Linked DNA regions of Mus musculus: region 1 is linked to region 2. Evidence: chromatin loops called from intact Hi-C (ENCODE). Cell type or tissue: gastrocnemius. All regions are shown on one strand. Each heading gives the region's core, and the rest is flanking DNA. Links, peaks and the distances in the headings are about the cores only. Region 1 overlaps Eya3 (EYA transcriptional coactivator and phosphatase 3). Region 2 overlaps Dnajc8 (DnaJ heat shock protein family (Hsp40) member C8).

Evidence for each region. Hi-C counts contacts between places; a loop is a spot of excess contacts. Peaks named below come from ENCODE experiments on the same cell type or tissue, not always from the same donor. Only the 100,000 strongest peaks of a DNase experiment are listed, where the experiment ranks them.
Region 1: a loop joins it to region 2, with 7 times the contacts of the local background. A loop is called at or near these places in 17 of 42 quality-filtered maps.

What each region holds. Positions count from the first base shown.
Region 1 is chr4:132,673,249-132,682,134 of GRCm38, forward strand. The region is part of intron 6 of Eya3 (EYA transcriptional coactivator and phosphatase 3); the gene reads left to right. Among named protein-coding and RNA genes, the nearest start is that of Eya3, 39 kb to the left of the region's middle. In gastrocnemius, for the core only: CTCF peaks have their summits at 470 (motif pointing right), 3,722 (motif pointing left) and 5,615 (motif pointing left); no DNase peak of the experiment used is centred there.
Region 2 is chr4:132,547,551-132,556,436 of GRCm38, forward strand. Dnajc8 (DnaJ heat shock protein family (Hsp40) member C8) reads left to right here. Exons shown (of 9, transcript NM_172400.3): 7 at 2,827-2,918; 8 at 3,985-4,060; 9 at 5,467-6,192. The coding sequence ends at 5,589. Among named protein-coding and RNA genes, the nearest start is that of Gm24762, 4.8 kb to the left of the region's middle. In gastrocnemius, for the core only: no CTCF peak of the experiment used is centred there; no DNase peak of the experiment used is centred there; H3K27ac peaks cover 467 bases.

The DNA of each region.
Region 1 (8,886 bases), core at 217-8,216, 130 kb after region 2:
TCCATGCTCCCACCATGCGAGGTCTGACACTGAGCTGTGCTTTCTCACCTTTGCCTTATTGAAGCAAAATCTTGCTACATTAGTTCAGTCTGGTCTTGAACTTGCTGTGTAGCCAGTGACCTTGGAAGTTCCTGTACTCCTGCCTCAACTTCCTGAATACTGGGATTACAGGTGGGCACCATCACACCAGTTAGAAGCATGGAATCATTGGTTGAGAGACTGACTAGACTCACTTTATATAGGACATAGTGCTGTGCTAAGGTAAACCTAGTAAATGCATTGTGAGGAGAATGATTTCAGCTAAAATCATTAAATCTAAATATTCAGCTAGACTATGTCTCATAGTAGGGTTTTATTTTGTTTTGTTCTGTTTATTGTTGTTTTTTGGGATTTTTGTTTGTTTGAGGCCAGCCTGGTCTACAAAATGAGTTCCAGGACAGCCAGGGCTATGCAGAGAAACCCTGTCTCGAACAACAAAAAAAAAAAGTACACTGTCGCTGTCTTCAGACACACCAGAAGAGGGCGTCAGATCTCATTACAGATGGTTGTGAGCCACCATGTGGTTGCTGGGATTTGAAGAGTAGTCAGTGCTCTTAACCACTAAGCCATCTCACCAGCCCCAAATTTTCTACACATGTATACATTTATAGATATGTACAATATGTTTATTGCTCCTCTGTTTTAACACTGATAACACTAAATATTAATAAATAAATTAATAATATTAAATTTTAATATTAATTTAACTTAACGTGTTAAAGTTATGTTTGGGGGCTGGAGGGATATCTTAGCACTTGGTGCTCTTGCCACAGGTCCAGAGTCAGTTGCCAGGACCCATAGTTCATGTCTGTCTGTGACTCTAGTTTTAAGAATTTAGTTACCACCTTCTCTAGCCTCCTTGGGCACCAGGCATACATACACACACACACACACATATACGAAGGCAAAATACTCATACACATAAATAAATCTAAAAAAATTTTTTAGTTAAAAAAAGTTACATCTTTGAGACATCATTTAAACAAGCTAAGGATTATTTTTTAACTTCTAGAGAAATTCTTACACAGATTTTGGGGCATTTTAATGTTGCCTGCTTTTAGTTTCTCCATACCTACTTCTATTGGTTCACTTGGCCAGTGTCATGTGTCAGTGACAGCTGTCTCATTTTTAGGCTTCGTAACCTTCTTAGGCTCCTTGGTAAATGCTAAGACCTGAAGTTGTTTGTATGCTTGCTGGTTTTGCTGTCTAGGGATTTGTCACATGGCCTTTTGCACCCTACATAAGATGTGCTCCACCTGACTCCAAAGACTCATTTTCTCTCGTTTTTTGAGGAAGTGTTTTATAGCTAAACTGACCTCTAATTCTAAAGCCTCAGCTTCGCAAGTGCTGGGGTTGCAGGCGTCCCCCACATAGGACTCCTAGATGATAATCATGGTAGGGTCCTCTTGCTGCAGACTTCCTGATGTTCTGCAGATTCCTGGCTTGCACCACCTCACCCAGCTATGTGTGGTTATCTCTTTTCATTTATACAAAATAATTCTAAAAAGTCTATTTATGTATTTTTTTGTATATGAGTGTTTGTCTACATGTGTATCTACATACCAGAAGAGGGCATTGGGTCCCATGGGACTACAGTTACAGATAGTTGTAAACCCATGTATGTGCTGGGAATTGAACTCAAGACTGCTAGAAGAATAGCCAGTGCTCTTACTGCTGAGCCATCTCTCCAGCCTCGTGGTTATTTATTATTGCATATATTAAGCTAAGCTTTCCTCAGATGGTTCATAATAGGCTAGCAGTTGTACAGTAATTATTTTCATATTTCTTCTTCCTCGTTCTGCTCAAAATTTGTGATCACTGAATACTTGATCCCATTTGTTGTTGAATTATAAAGTTTTTTTCTTACCCCAAACTCAGTTAATAAAACACCTCACAAGGTGCTCCTTGTGTCTTTTCTAACAGTGCCCTTTATAGTCATCACATCTCTCTCACATTAAAAAAGGAAATTATGTAGATAGAACTCTGCTGAGAACTTTGAGAAGGTATTGTATTAAAAAGAGTAATTGTTAATTTTGAATGTTTGTAATAATTAAGTACACAGATTACATACACAGATCTCTGCTGGACCTGGGATCAGAGGATCTTTGAGGGTATAGGTTTCAGGATGGCATTTGAAATGTGAATAAAAGCCGGGCATAGTGGCGCACACCTTTAATCCCAGCACTCGGGGAGGCAGAGGCAGGCGGATTTCTGAGTTCAAGGCCAGCCTGGTCTACAGAGTGAGTTCCAGGACAGCCAGGGCTACACAGAGAAACCCTGTCTCGAAAAACTAAAAAAGAAAGAAAGGAAGGAAGGAAGGAAGGAAGGAAGGAAGGAAGAAGAGAAGAGAAGAGTAAATAAAGAAAATATCTTGAAAGAAAGAAAGAAAGAAAGAAAGAAAGAAAGAAAGAAAGAAAGAAAGAAAGAAAGAGGCAGACACAGTCCGATGCTGTAGACAATCATACTTGTGTACTTTTATACACCAGTGTAACAAAGCAATGATCCAAGGAAGGCTAGGTTCAGAAAAACATGATCATGAAACCATGTAAATAAATGCCAATAAGTATATACTAAATATTAACAGAGCAGCCCTTTCTCAGGACTTTCTGAGAACAAAGCAGTTGAAACACAGTTGCCTGGCACATACTATAGATTATATCTGGGAAAGCAGGAAAGGCAGAAGGCCATACCAGATCCAGGGTATACTAACCAGATTGGGTTCTGTAGCTATATTCTGACATTCAACAAGAATAAATATGTCTTATAAATGGAATGTAAATGTTTAACACAGGAGGTATGAAATCATGGCTAAGAGCAGTCCAGGAAACAACAGGAACTTGAAGTCAAAGGCCCTCTGCCCTTTTTCCTGAAGCCTCTCAACGGTTCCCCAAGGCGTTGTTCATTGTGTTTCAATAAGTAGTATGTGAGACTTACGGATAACAGATTTAGGTTAGGGACAGTGTGTATGACAGATATATTTTCTTCCACTTTTCCAGAGAAGCTATAGGATATGTTTGTAATATATTTGTTTGTGTGCGTCTGTGTATGTGGGGTGTGTATGTGGGGTGTGTGTGTGTGTGTGTGTGGGGGTGGGGGTGTGGGGGTGTGTGTGGGGGTGTGTGTGTGTGGGTGTGTGTGTGGGGGTGTGTGTGTGTGGGTGTGTGTGTGGGGTGTGTGTGTGGGTGTGTGTGTGTGTATGTGGGGTGTGTGGGTGTGTGTGTGTGGGTGTGTGTGTGTGGGTGTGTGTGTGTGTGTGTGTATGTGGGGTGTGTGGGTGTGTGTGTGTGTGGGTGTGGTGTGTGCAGGTGCAGGCAGAAGCAGGTTATTAAGGTTAAGTACCCTCCTCTGTCACTCTGTCTCATTCATCCCTTTGAGGTAGAGTCTTTCCTGAACCTGGCTTCTGAGTTTTGGGGTAGGCTCACAGTCAGCCAAGCCCAGCAGGCTTCGGTCCACACAGTATAGCCCTGAGACCAGGAACAGACTGAAACCATGCCTATAGGTTGTTACATGGGCGCTGGGATGCAAACTCGGGTCCTAACGATTGACTAGCAAAGTACTCTCAACCACTGGCCCTGTTTGTCATATTTCTTAAGGTTATTGTATCTGTTTTGTTTCAATTTTGTTAAGTCTGTGTGCCTGTAACTGAGTACAGGCGTGAGTGTGAGGGGCAGTCCTGTGCTGCCACCTTGTGGGATCAGGAAAACCAAACACCCATCAGGCCTGCATTGAGTGCCTCTCTCTACAGGCTAAGCTACCTCACAGGCCTTATGTTCTCTTTTGGATCAGGCTGGCTTTGAATTCTGTATATATTTTAATTGGTCTTTAACTCCTAATCCTCCTGCCTCTACTTCTCAGATGCTGGGGTAGCAGGCATGTGCCACAGTGTCTTTAGCAGTCATTTACTTGGGACCAGCAGGATAACAGCAGGTAAAGGCCCTTGAAGTGCCAGTCTGACAACCTGAGTTCAACCCCTAGAACCCATAGACAGGTGCAAGGAGAGAGCCGCTCCCCAAAGGCTGATTGCCCCACCCACAAGTGCACACATCCTGTTTGAGAGGGTGCGCACACATGAGTGCAACACTCATTTAAGTAAGGATGTGTGTACTCTTAAGAACAATGCCTATAGAGGCCAGAGGTGTTAGATGCCCTGGCACTGGAACTGCAGACAGCTGTGGAAGCTGAGAACCAAGCTCAGATCCTTTGCGTGGACAGGACATTCTCTTAACCAGGCCTCACCTCTCTCACCAGCCCTGTAACTTACATTCTTAAAAATATCCATGGTCACTGGGAATGTAAATTTGTATAGCAATTGTGGAGGTTTTTCAAAAAAGTTAAGTTGAACTACTCTGTGTATAACGGGGCTATCTTAGACCCAGCAGCAGCATTATAAATAATGACATGGGCGCTTACTAATATTTTAAAGTTTAGGCCTCTTCTTGGGCAGTCTCCTGACTACTCTAACCACCACTTGGCCAGTTCTACCTCTGTTTTCCACTCTGATCTATGCGTTCACCTCTCTGTCCACTGGCAAATCTCCTGCCTCTCAGTTCTTCTACAACCCTCTTTCTACCTGGAAGTTCCTCCTTCCATTTCCTGCCCAGCTATTGGCCGACAGCTCTTTATTAAAGTCAATTCTAAAATGCCTTAGGCAGGTAAGGAAAAATGAATATTTACAAAATATGAGACCAGTGATACAGAATTAACAATTGAATGTAGAGACATACCTTCACACAATGTACCCCAACACGTGTGGCCCAGCTGCACCATGTTCGCTTATGTTTGAAGGACACTAGGGCAGCTACCACAGGGTACTTGGATAACAGTGGTTATCACAGTAGTCAGGAAATGGAACCGTCCTTATTGTCTGTCAGCAGGATTGCAACCAGGTGTGGTGGCATTCTGAAATAGAGGCAAGAGGGTCAGGAAGGAGTTCAAGGTCTAAAATAACAAAAACAAACAAATCCCAGAAATATGAAATCATGGCATTTAAAAAAAATTATGTTAAGTAAAACAAGCCAAGCTCAAACACCAAATGTTTTCTTGTATGTGGAACCTAGGTCTAAATTGTGTATAAGCAGAGAGGGCTCTTGTAACCAGAAAGTCATGGAAGGGGAAAAGAGTAAGTGATGGAGTGAGTGCATGTGATGAGAAAGCCAAAAGACCTATCAGAGAAATGCCAGGCAGAGTGGGCTATAGGGCAAGGAGGTGTGTGTGCGTGCATGTATGCACGTGGGGGCGGGGGAGGGGAGGCATGAATCAGCACATGCTTGAAAGTACCACAGTGGAACCCATTATTTCGTATGCTAACTAAAAAATTAATTTTAAAAACCTACACGTGTATGTACAAAAAAAAAAATTGAAGCTTTAAAAATAGATGTGATAATGTACAGATGTAGCTCTGTCCCTTGGGAGGCAGAGGCAGGACCATCCTGGGCTATGTAGTTAGACCCTGGTTCAAAAAGTAAGTGAGGGCTGGAAAGATGGCTCAGAGGTTAAGAGGTCCTGAGTTCAAATCCCAGCACCCACATGGTGGCTCACAACCATTTGTAATGAGATCTGATGCCCCCTTCTGGTGTGTCTGAAGATAGCAACAGTGAACGTATATATAATAAACAAATTAGTCTTTTTAAGAAAATAAATGAATGAGTAAGTGAATGAATGAATGAGTGAATGAATGAATGCATAAAGGAATAAAGAAATGCTGCTGAGATGGCTGATCCGGTAAAGGTGCCTGCTGGCAAGGCTGATGACCTGAGTTTGATAACTGGATCCTACATGATGGAAGGAGAGAAGCTGTTCTCTGACTTTCATCTGTGTTCACAGGCACACACACAGACACAGTATATTAAAAACAAAAAACCAAAAATACTGTTTGGTTTCCTCATTTGCTCTGTGCAAAAGTTATATAGAATTCATGTTTCTTAATATAAGGAGTTATATATAGGGTACCTTTAAAGAAATATATTCACATACCTAAAAGATGATGCTAGAGGCAGTTTCTATATTGTCTTTTATTCCTCTTTTCCTCAAAAAAAAAAAAAAAATGTATTTGAGTTTCTGGCCTGGCATGATGGCACACACCTCTAATCTCATTACTCAGGAGGACTGGTCCACATGGTAAAACCTGGCCTTGGATAGTAAAATACTAAGCAATAAGGCTAATGGGAAATTCTTACTTGTTGCATTCGTGTTGATGAGATGTTGTTTAATACTGTGTGTTAATAAACATGTTCACAACTCTTAAGTCTTTAGGATCTAACCCTACTTGGGAAATATAAACACTTTGTGAACAATAAATATGATATGCTTAACAAAAATATATAATGCCAAACTACCAAAAATCATAGCACCGATTCTTACCTTTTATATGTAAATTAAAAAATAAAATAGTGGCCCTTAGAGATGGCCCATCTGAATCAGTGCTTGTTTCTCAAGCGTAAGGATCTGAGGTCAGACCCTAGCACCCAGGTAGAAAAGCTAGGTGTGGCAGTGTGTGTGCCTATAACCCCAGCACGAGAGTTGGGGCCTAGAGGCAAGGCGCATCACTGCTGGCTGTCAGCCTCGCTCCATGTTCAGCAACAGACCCTATCTCACAGAGTAAGGCAGAGCGATGGGGTAGGACACCCTGGGAAATGTGGGTGAACTTCTGCAATCCATTAATAGTTATGTTTGGATGATAGAATCATGTATAACTTTTTTCCTTAAATGTTATTTTGTTTTTGTTTTATACAGTGTGATGCTATAAAGTGTAGACAGCCTTGATATATAATTTTTATCTTATTTTTGGAGACATGATATCATATTGCTGAGGATACCCTTGAAGTTGCTAGGTAGTCAGGATCTGCCTTTACTTCTTGAATGCTGGGGTTATTGGCATGCACCACCATGTCCACTCTATGTGGTGGGATTGAAACCAGGGATTTATATATGTGAAGCAAGCTCTTTACCAACTGAACCACATCTGGGGCCTATGTAATGTTTTTTTATTGTTTTAAAAGCAGGCGTGTCTTTCCTAACATAGGAAACAAAGTTTATAAAATAATCAGTTTAAGAAAAGTGTACTAAACCATTTAGAGAATGTGTTTATACTTTGGGTAAGTGAGTTTTAAGTTATCTAGGCTATCTCCCAAGTTGACAATTTGAATTGTACACTGACATCAATCGCTCTCTCTGACAAGTACTCCAGTTTGGTGTACTCTTTTCTGAATACTGGTCAATTGCTCCAACCATTGAGAAAAAGGAACATATGTGCTGCTATTGGGGATTTTAGCAGTTTTTGTTCCTATGGCCCCTTCCTCTAACTCTTTGAAAATATTTGCTTGAGTTATAAGTGGGCGAACCAGTAATTTTCTCCTACAAGCAAATCTAAGATTTCGACTTGAAACCTACCAGTTGGTATTTAAAGCATAGCTGTGCTCCTCAGCCCTGTGTGTTGTTTGTAATTGGTCCACTTTATCATCTGATTCAGGTGCACTGTGGCCAGGTATGAAACCTGAAAGTGGTTTAATTCAGACTCCATCTCCAAGTCAACACAGTGTTCTTACCTGCACTACAGGGTTAACCACAAGCCAGCCAAGCTCAGCACATTATTCTTATCCCATTCAAGGTAAATAGGCATGGTTGTGTGTTTGTTATTTAACATTTATCTTTTTTTTTTAATTGCCCGTATATCCAAACCAACTGGATGATACAGGAGCACCGTCTAAAGTAAAGGGAGCGGCATGCGTTTGTGCATGCTCTTTGTGTTAGGCAAATCCATGCAGTGTGGTTGTAGCTTAGTCTTTGAATGCGAGCTGCTTACTAGAAGTGAAGCCTCTTGCATGCTGATACCTAGAAAGCTTCTCTTGGTTTTGTGCTAGTCTGTCCTCAGTGGCATCTTCACGTGGAAGTTGGCGACTCCTTGAGTCAAGACTTTGGTTGGCTTCCATGTGAATTGTCAGTGGAATGTGCGATGTGACTGCTTTTCGGCTGGTGGCTTTGTGACACCCTCCAATTTACTACTTCTTGGTGAGAATATTTCTTTTGCTCAAAATGCTCACCATTGGGGCGCGGGTATAGGTAAGTGGCAGAGTGCTCGCCTAGCATGTGTGAAGAAAAAAGAAGTTCATTTTTATTTCTATTCAGGGTGAACTTAAACAACTTTACTTCCCTGAGTTCTCCTCTGACGAGGTTGGCCTTTTATAATCAGGATGAGTATGTAGAAGGGCAGTGTGATGCTTCCTTGTCTACTCTCCCGAATCCACCGCTCTAGCGTGGAGAGCAGTGGCCACCTACCTGACGTCTCCTCTGCTCAGTGCTTCTGTTGTTTGTTGTTGTTTGTTTATTTATTTTACAGCTTGTTACATTTTATTCCTCATAAAATAAACTATGCGGGTGATGATGTATGCCTTTAGTCCCAGCACTCAGGAGGCAGAGGCAGGCAGATCTCTTGAGTTTGAAGTTAACCTGGTGTACAGAGTGAGTTCCAGAACTGCTAAAGCTACATAGAGAAGCCCTGTGTTCAGAAAACAAACAAACAAAACTTCTAGAGGGATGAGTGTGGTCACCCACAACCTCTGTAGATAGGAATCTTGCTGATGAAAAAGATTTTTAGTTTAACTGTTTTCAGTTCATTGATTTGGGACTTGTTTGATTCTGTAGTAACAGCTCTAGGCCACTTTTGGGTTTTTTGTTTTTGTTTTCTTAAGATTAATTTTATTAGCGTATGTATATATGCATGTATATGAAGGTACCCCTATGGTGCTTACAGGGACCAGAGATAGCTGTTGTGATCTGCCCAACATGGGTGGTAGGAAGAGAACTCAGGTCCTCTAGGAAATCAGTGAGTGCCCTTAAGCTCTGAGTCAT
Region 2 (8,886 bases), core at 414-8,413:
ACCACCCACCGTGGGCTTGGGGCATCTCCGTTAAACACTGAGAAAATGCTGCTGCTTATCGCCATCTTCCTTGAGACTCCTGCGCCATGAGAGCGGTGTTGGAAGAAGAGAATGCACAGGCTGAGGTGCAAGAGAAGAAAGATGAGGCAGAGGGCCAAGTAAACCAGCCTGTGCCCCATGACGCCTGCAGGAGCAGAAGTGAGGGATGCTCAAGGCCGGGACACCGGAACAAGCTGTCGGACTGTGTGCTGCTGTCGGTAATAAGTCTCAGGAGACCCGCAACGTCACCTCACCACGATCACCTGGGAAAATGACTGCCTTTCCTAGGACCAAAACAGTCCCGCTGGCCCTCTGCCCTGAACCTTTGGCACTCTGGACTAGTTCTGGTCTCGTGGCCAAGTGTAACTCATATATGATAAATCCTCTTGCTGTCAGCTGAAGAATCAAAAAAGAAAGAAAGAAAGAAAATGCTGTACAGTTAGGTTTTATGGAAGCAAATTTTCAACAGATGTTCTGTCCTTTTAGAAATTCTAGTTTGTGTCAAGATGGCATTAAACTAGCCAGCAGCTACTCAGACACATATACATACATATATACATACATACACACAGAGACACACACACCCATATATATATATATATATATATATATGCACACACACACACACACACACTTGTACATAGGAACTTAGAGGTTGGGTTCTGGGAAAATGGCTTTTATATATTTTTAATTTTTAAACTCTGTGCATAGGTGTTTGCCTGCATATATGCTTGGTACCTTCAAAGGCCAGAGGAGGGTATTCGCTCTCCAGGGAATGGAGTTACAGATAGTTGTTAGCCACTGTGTGGGTGCTGGGAACTGAACCTATGTCCTGGAAGAGCAGCCAGTGCTCTTAACTATTGAACCATCTCTTTAACTCACAATTTAGTGCTTTTAAAGATACTAAAATATATTCTGCTGGGGAATTGACTTGATGGGTCAAATGCTTGCCACGTAAGTCTGAGGGTCAGAGTTTAGATCCCCAAATTCCAGCATCCACACAGTGGCTCACAACTGTCTGTGTCTCTAGCTCCAAGGGATTTGACACCCTCATGCAGCCACATACATACATATGTGTGTGTGTGTGTATATATATAATGTTTTTAAAAAAATGAAGTGCCAGCACTCGGGAGGCAGAGGCAGGCGGATTTCTGAGTTCGAGGCCAGCCTGGTCTACAAAGTGAGTTCTAGGATAGCCAGAGCTATACAGAGAAACCCTGTCTCAAAAAAACCAAAAAAAAAAAAAAAAAAAAAAAATGAAGTGTAAGGGGATGGAGAGATGGTTCAGCAGTAAAGTGCACTTTCTGCTTTGGTTCCCAGCACCACTGATGGTTCCCAGCAGTCTATAGCTACAATTCCATGGGATGCAGTGCCTTCTTACCTTTGTGGGCAACACATACATAATGCACCCACATATTCGTGTAGAAAATGAATACATTAAAAAAAGAGGCCTTCATGAGTGTATGCCTATGATCTAGCAATTGGGAGGCTGAGGCAGGGGATTACCCTGAGTTTGAGCCCAGGTTGGGCTACATAGTTAGACTCTGTCTCCAAAAAATAGCCCACAACAAACAAATAAGACATAAGCAAAACCTCACTAAACTTACTGAAGGCAAAGACGTAAAATGCCGACGGGGACCTGGGATGTAACGGCTGTGGTGGGATCTGGCCACTTGTCTTTACTGCTTCTCTTCAATAGCAACCCTGTAGTAATAACAACTGTAGCATCCTTTCTTAAAAGCCCTGGGTGGACTGGGAGATAAATGTGGTAGAGGTTTCACTTGAGAGGCCTTGGGTTTTATCCTCCATTCTATGAAGCTCAATAGAGTTCTTGGTCTTTATGGTTTCTATTGAATGTTGTGTTATATGCTCCTTTCGATGCATTGCTTAAGGTATATTGTGTAAGGTGAACTGGCTACAGAGAGACAACTGGCTCAATCAAGGTAGAACATGTTTGTCCTGTGCAGTAGGCCTAGGCGGTGGCTGCTGGTGGAAGCTCTGCACCATGTGTCCTTCAAGGTCTTGGCTGTGGCTCCCACCTTCCTAGTCTAGGGTGTCTCATCATCTTGCTCATGTGACTAAACGAGACTACAGGGGGAAATAGAGAGATGCCACTCCTTCTCAGAGTACCCTAGATGTCCTTTATAAGTACAATGACTAAACTCTAGAGTCACATTGCCATACCTAGCTAGGAGCAGGTGATTAGCGTCTTTGTCCCTTTAGATAGGATTGTGATTTGGGGCATGTGTTCACTGTGTAGGATTCAGCTTCATCATTCTGTCCACTGAATCAAAATTATAAAATACTATAAAAAGAGTAGAGCTGGGCAGTGGTGGCGCACGCCTTTAATCCCAGCACTTGGGGAGGCAGAGGCAGGCAGATTTCTGAGTTCGAGGCCAGCCTGGTTTACAGAGTGAGTTCCAGGACAGCCAGGGCTACACAGAGAAACCCTATCTTGAAAAATACCGAAACAAACAAACAAACGAACGAACGAAGGAAAAGAAAGAAGAGTAGAAGTTAGTCTTGGAGTTTTAGAGAAGAGAGCACCCTTTAAAATCCCAAGTGGTGGCATAAGTGCATCCATGTCCTAACAGAGCATCTGCAGGCTGGGAGAGGAAAGGCCTCCTGGGCAGCCGTCTTTTCTCCCTGAGGAGACAGTGTTGTTATTGCTTCTCCCTGCAGACAGTTAAATGCCCAGTTGTAGTCTTTAGGGCTCTAAATGTAATTGCTTCATGTCAATGTTGATGTGAAATGTTGACTTTTCTTTTGTCCTTAATTTTCTTACAGTTCAAACAGGCAGTCTACAAACAGACCATGAAGCTGTTTGCTGAGCTGGAGATTAAAAGGAAAGAGAGAGAAGCCAAAGAAATGCATGAGAGGTGCCTATCTCCATGACCGTCTTAGTCCCATTTAGATGCACAGATCAGCTCGCTTGGGTCTCTGCGGATTTCCCGATGAGTCTGTAGGGCACTTATGAGACTAAGCTGGAGAGGCCGGGGCACAGCTCAGTGGTGCAGCTCTTGCCTGGCATACGTGAGGCCAGGCTGTCTGAGCCAGTCAGACATTGTAGACTTTTGGGAAACCCTGACTCCCCCTGTCTGTAGGGAATCGGTTTTTTATTGAGGAGTGCAGTGTGTTTCCTTCCTCTCTGGAGTGCAGTAGAGTTGTTGAGGCTCTGGAGGCCAGAATCTTTTCTAGGCCATGTAGCTGCAGTTGTGTTGAGTAGGTAGGATTGTAATGGAAGAACTTGAACGTGTTACTCTGCTCAAGTGTGATTTCCTTTGATTGTCACAGAGTGGAGGTTGCCAGGTATGATGGAACATGCCCACAATCCCAGCACTTGGGAGGTGAAGGCAGGAAAAAAAAAGGAGTTCAGACTATTTTTGGCTTGCCATTAAGCAAGTTCAGGGCCAGCTTGAATTACTTGAGACACTGTTTCAGAGAACAACAAAAAAGGAAGCCCAGCCTGGTGGTGCAGGCCTTCAATCCTGGCAGAGGCAGGCCTGTCTCCTGGGGCAGCCATGACTGTTACACAGAGAAACAAGAAAGAAGGGGGCGGGGGGAGCAGGGGAGAGAGGGGGAGAGGGGGCGGGGGGAGCAGGGGAGAGAGGGGGAGAGGGGGCGGGGGAGCAGGGGAGAGAGGGGGGAGAGGGGCGGGGGGAGCAGGGGAGAGGGGGGAGAGGGGGCGGGGGGGCGGGGGGAGCAGGGGAGAGAGGGGGAGAGGGGGCGGGGGAGCAGGGGAGAGAGGGGGAAGAAAAAGCACTGGGGTCGATTTGGCTTGTGCGTTTTCTGTTGTTGAGTAATTAGATTTTGCTAGTTGGGCTTGTGTGAAATGTCATTTTAGGGTTGGGTTTTGTCATCGGCGTGTTTTAGGATGAGGCCTCCCCTGGCTGGGCCTCAGCTCCTGTGAGCCCTAAATAAAGACTGCTCTGCTTTCCCTCCCAGGAAGCGACAGAGAGAAGAGGAGATCGAAGCCCAGGAAAAAGCCAAGCGAGAAAGAGAGTGGCAGAAAAACTTTGAGGTGAGTGTCTGAGGCGAGGAGCTGAGGTGGGTCATTCTAGACTAAGGAAGCTTGATGCCTGGGGCAGGCAGGGAAGTAGGTGTGTGGGTGAAAGTGGGCACTGGAGAAGCAGTCGGCTGCTTCGCCTTTATAGCTTTCCCCGACATGGGCACTGACAGACACAGCTACCTAATGGGCCTAACACAGGTGACTTCAGGGTAACATGAAGCACCCCGCTTAGCTTTGAGATCAGTTTGTGAAAGCAGGCGGGAGGTGAGAGTGGAGCTAAGTTTTCAGTCTGGCTTGAACATGGACCCCCTCATCTTCCCCCGTCAGCCTCCCACACACTGGGGCTGAGGCCACAGAGTTAAAGACACACAGACCACTGGGGTCAGGCTCATCTGACCCAGTTTCTGCAGAGCCTTCTGACATTTTGTTTTTTGGTTTTAAGACAGTCTCACCTTATAGCCCAAGGTATCTTGAAGTCACTACGCAGCTTAGTCTGTCCTTGAACCCCTGATGGTCTGCTTCCCTCAGCCACTCCCGTGCTGGGATTATAGGTATGAGCCACCACACCAGCCCACCTTGTAGCTTCTGAACTGGGTTCATTGCTCTTCAAGTGTCCAACCCAGTCGTGGATTGCATCTGGTCTTTTATAGGAGTTAGAATTTAGGGTAGAGCTTGGTTAACTGTAATTTTTGGCTCTGTTTCTGCCCAGCCTTTTGGAAAGGGAAAGTGAGTAGCCCATGTGATAATGAGGTAGTTCTTTGTGGCCAGAGAAGAGCTGGTTTGGGGACATCCCCTCAGTTGTCAGAGGGGCAACAGGAACAAGGTGAAGAAAAAATGGCTGTGCTCCCAGCCAGCTCTGTGGTTCAGAACTAGTCAGCTCCTCATTGCTGCACAGTCCTGTCCAAGGCACACTGTAGCCAGCTTTCTGTAAAGGTTAGAAGAGACAAGCTAGGGACCAGGCATGGTGGGGCACATGTTTTGTCCCAGCAGTTGGAAGGCAGCCGGAGGCAAATCTCAGAGTTCAGGGCCAGCTTGGTTTACATAGTAAGCTCCAGTTAGGGCTACATAGTGAAATGCTGTCTTAAAAACATTCAACAAAAGGCGGCCGGCGTGAAGCTAGTTCTGGAGGTGCAGTTCAGCAGCACGGAAAGCGATGCCCAGAACACTGCCCAGAGCTTCACAGTGTTGTCTTCACCCATCTCATCCTCTTCCAAGATGCTTTGAGAGGATGCTGGGAAACTTCCCTGGGTCCTTAGAGAAGGGAGAAGGCTCGGCTCGGCTCTCTCTGCTCTTGGACTGTCCCAGAGGGCTCATCAGGATTGGTATGGGAGGACGTTGGTGGCAGGACAGGCTCGGTCCCTTTGCTCATTAATGACCTTACCTTGATCCTTAATGACTCTTAATGACCTTTCTTTCAGGAAAGTCGGGATGGTCGAGTGGACAGTTGGCGAAATTTCCAGGCAAATACAAAGGGGAAGAAGGAGAAGAAGAATCGGACCTTCCTGCGGCCACCGAAAGTCAAGATGGAGCAGCGGGAGTGAGCAGCAGGACCAGAGCCTCCCCGCTGCTCCTCCTGCTTCACGGACTCATTCTCTCTCCACCTCCACCCCACCAGAGAGTAGCGATTGCTTTTTAGTCTATTTTGTTGTCAATACAATTTAATATCAATCAGAGTAATCCTTTGTACATTGAGAGGAGGGGCTTGGTTTCACCATCCCCGTCCTTTCCCCACGGATCCACCAGGATTGAAGGAGCTTCGGACCCATGCCGCCTTCTTTTCCCACGCCTCTAACTTAATGTTTTATATTTGAATTGTGTGGCTCAAGGGTCATGTATAGTTTGTGGAATTTTTCCAATTAAATGTCTTGCTTACAGTGGTGTTGCCCCGACTCCAGATCAGCCTGGGCCACCTTGGGAAGCCATCCTTGAGGCCCTTGCTCCAATAGGAGAGGTATTGTGGATTCACACGGCAGTCACTTGTTGCCCTCATGCCCTGTGGTGTTTGGCACGAGGCTCCCAGCCACTTAAACCTGTTCACTTTCCAAAGAATTCATCTTCCAGCCAGTCCCGTTGTGTCCTTGCTTGTCTGCATTTATTAGTGGTAATATTCTTTTACGTATAATAAATTTTTATACCCAAGCCTTTGATGGTCTCCTCCTCGGGTGTGACTCCAAGGACAGGCAAGTGTCTTGCAGCTGGACGCACATAGCTCCCTACACTAATTTGTTAAACCTTAGCTTGTCTACCTACAAAATGGGAACACAGGGCCGGGGACATACTCTGATGGAATGCTTGCTAGCATGTGTGAAGTTCTAGGTTCAGTACTCACAAAGCAAAGTACAGGAATATCAAGTATGGCAGAGGCCGAAGGCTGTGTAGGAGCCCCCGGGTTCCATCCTAACAGCATTATCAACAATTTGGAAACATTGATTTCACTGTAGGAAATCACCACAGATCTAATGCGGCCACCAACGCCATGGGTGTTGTCAATGTCTTATCTGTTAAGTAAGAGGCTGCACACTGAGGGTGAAATGTGATGTGTATCCGGCTTACTGGGTATGCTCAGCCTGTTGGAGGGGCCTGGTGGGTGTAGAACAGTGACTCGTGAGTGACTGAGGGCATTCTGTGTTGCCTGTAGATGTGTTCAGGTGGGATGGCTACAGAAGGCAGGGTGCACACACCTTCAGTTTGTTCCTTGTGGGTGGAGGCTGGAGCTTGAGTTCACCACTCTTCCAGGTACAGCTGGGGCGTGTCCAAACCACTTGAGCTACAGTAACTCCTAACCCCAAAGCAAGGCAGAGGGCGGGAAGTTTCTGGTCACTGCAGAACTATGTGTTTTGAGCTGATGAAGTATCCTGGGCAGGGAGCGGTTCCCGGAGCTTTCCAGGCTGGCAAAGTGGCTCCTCCTACAGGATAAAGGCATTTACAGGACTTGAGGTGATTCCGTTCAGCCACCTGCAAGCCCCTGTTGCTTCTCAGAAGGCTGTGCCAGCAATAAGCCACAGCAATTAGCTTACTCCATCCACAAACAGGCTGATTGGAAGTCAGATAGTTGGGGACCTCCACTGTATGCCTCACAGCTGAGGTGCAGAGGCTGAGGAGGACTCGTGAACCCGCTATTCTGGACGCCCTTGTTTCTGTCCTTGGCAGCCAGCAAGTGCTTCCTGGAGAGTGTGGTGTTCAGTAAGGGTTGTACAGATCCAGTTGCATGATAAAATACAGTGCTTGTTCCCCTACGTCTGGTAGTCACAGTCTCCGAGACACCAGGGAGTGGCTGCCCTGCTGCTGTTTATTCCAGGAGGGTATGTCTTCTCAGTTGCAGGAAGCTTGTGTGTTGACACCACACCTTACAACTGCTAAGTGAAAGGTCCAGGAAGCCGGTTCCCCGGATGTGCTTGTCCTGCGAATGTGTCTGAGGACATCTCTAGTGAACAGAGGCAGCAATGGAGAACAAACAGTAAGCCTTGCTCCTGTGGGCTGGGCACCTCCAGTTCTCAATGGGAGGAGGAGTCAGGAGCAGTGAACAGTGGCTGGCCTAGCTGGGGAGGACGTGAGGGGAAGACACTAAGTCAGGAGAAGTCCCCCCAGATGGTTGGTGGTGAGGTCATACCCAGGAATACTCTGCTTTGCCTGGAGCATGGGCACAGGGAGCTAGAATCAGGAGTTCCTTGTCACCTTCAGCTATGTGGGTACCAGTGAGGACATCGTATTTTCTAGAAGGAATAGTCCCATTTCCTTCTGGCCACATTTTGGCCATGGACTGGCCTGGAAGAACAGCAGTGAACCTCACCCAGTGCATAACATTGCTTAGAACAGCTTTCTCTGTGGTGATCCAGCTAGAGAGGGTGACTTGGGCACTGAGTTGAGGTCTCACAGCCAAGTCTGACCTCTACCTAGGGCAGCCCCTTGTCCCCCAGGGTGGGAAAGGGGAGTTCCGAGCAACAGTGAGGGAGTCTTCCCTCACTGGAAGGTTGCTAAAAGAGCTACTCCACTCCTTTTCCTATGGTCCCATGAGTCAAAGCCACCACCCCACACATTCCATGGCACAGCCAACAGCTAATGAGGGCTCCCTGGGTCCAGGTAAAGTGGAGGGAGCCAGTGGGGTAGGTAGGGTGAGAAGTTTGGCATTTGAGTCAGTAATGACATCATCCTGAAGCCTCAACTTCCTCTTGTGAAGTAGCCATTGTGCTTTTTTTTTTTTTCCTTTTCGAGACAGGGTTTCTCTGTGTAGCCCTGACTGTCCTGGAACTCACTTTGTAGACCAGACTGGCCTCGAACTCAGAAATCCGCCTGCCTCTGCCTCCTGAATGCTGGGATTAAAGGCATGCGCCACCACGCCTGGCGTCGCCCTTGTACCTTTAAAGGCAACTTGCAACTGGTGTAGGCAACGGGTCACCGCTTTGGTAGTCTAGTTGGTATCCTGGTGAGGAGGTGGGAGGAGAGGGACAGTGTAGAAACTGGAGCTCCAGCCAAGCCCTAAATCCTTGTCTTTGGCTTCCATCATCAGACAAAAAACTCCTCAGAGGTTGCCTACCTCCCTCTCAGCTGAGATAGCTTCCGAAGGCAGAATTATCTCCCAACAGACTGGGCATCCCCAGAGGCAAGGTTATCAGTCTCCCTTACTTGGAGTGCCTTTGGACATCTGTGGTCCTCAGTGCATCCCCTCAGACAGGTGTCTATCAGCTTTGAGTCTTTTCTGTCAGTCTTAACTGGATTTGGGACGGTCTTGTTGAAGTTTGGGCTCCTAGGGACAATGCTGGGATCTTCCTTCTCCCCCTCAGACAAGGAGCCTAATTCTTGAATTTTCTGCTTCCCCCACGCCCAGCCCTTCCTCCCAG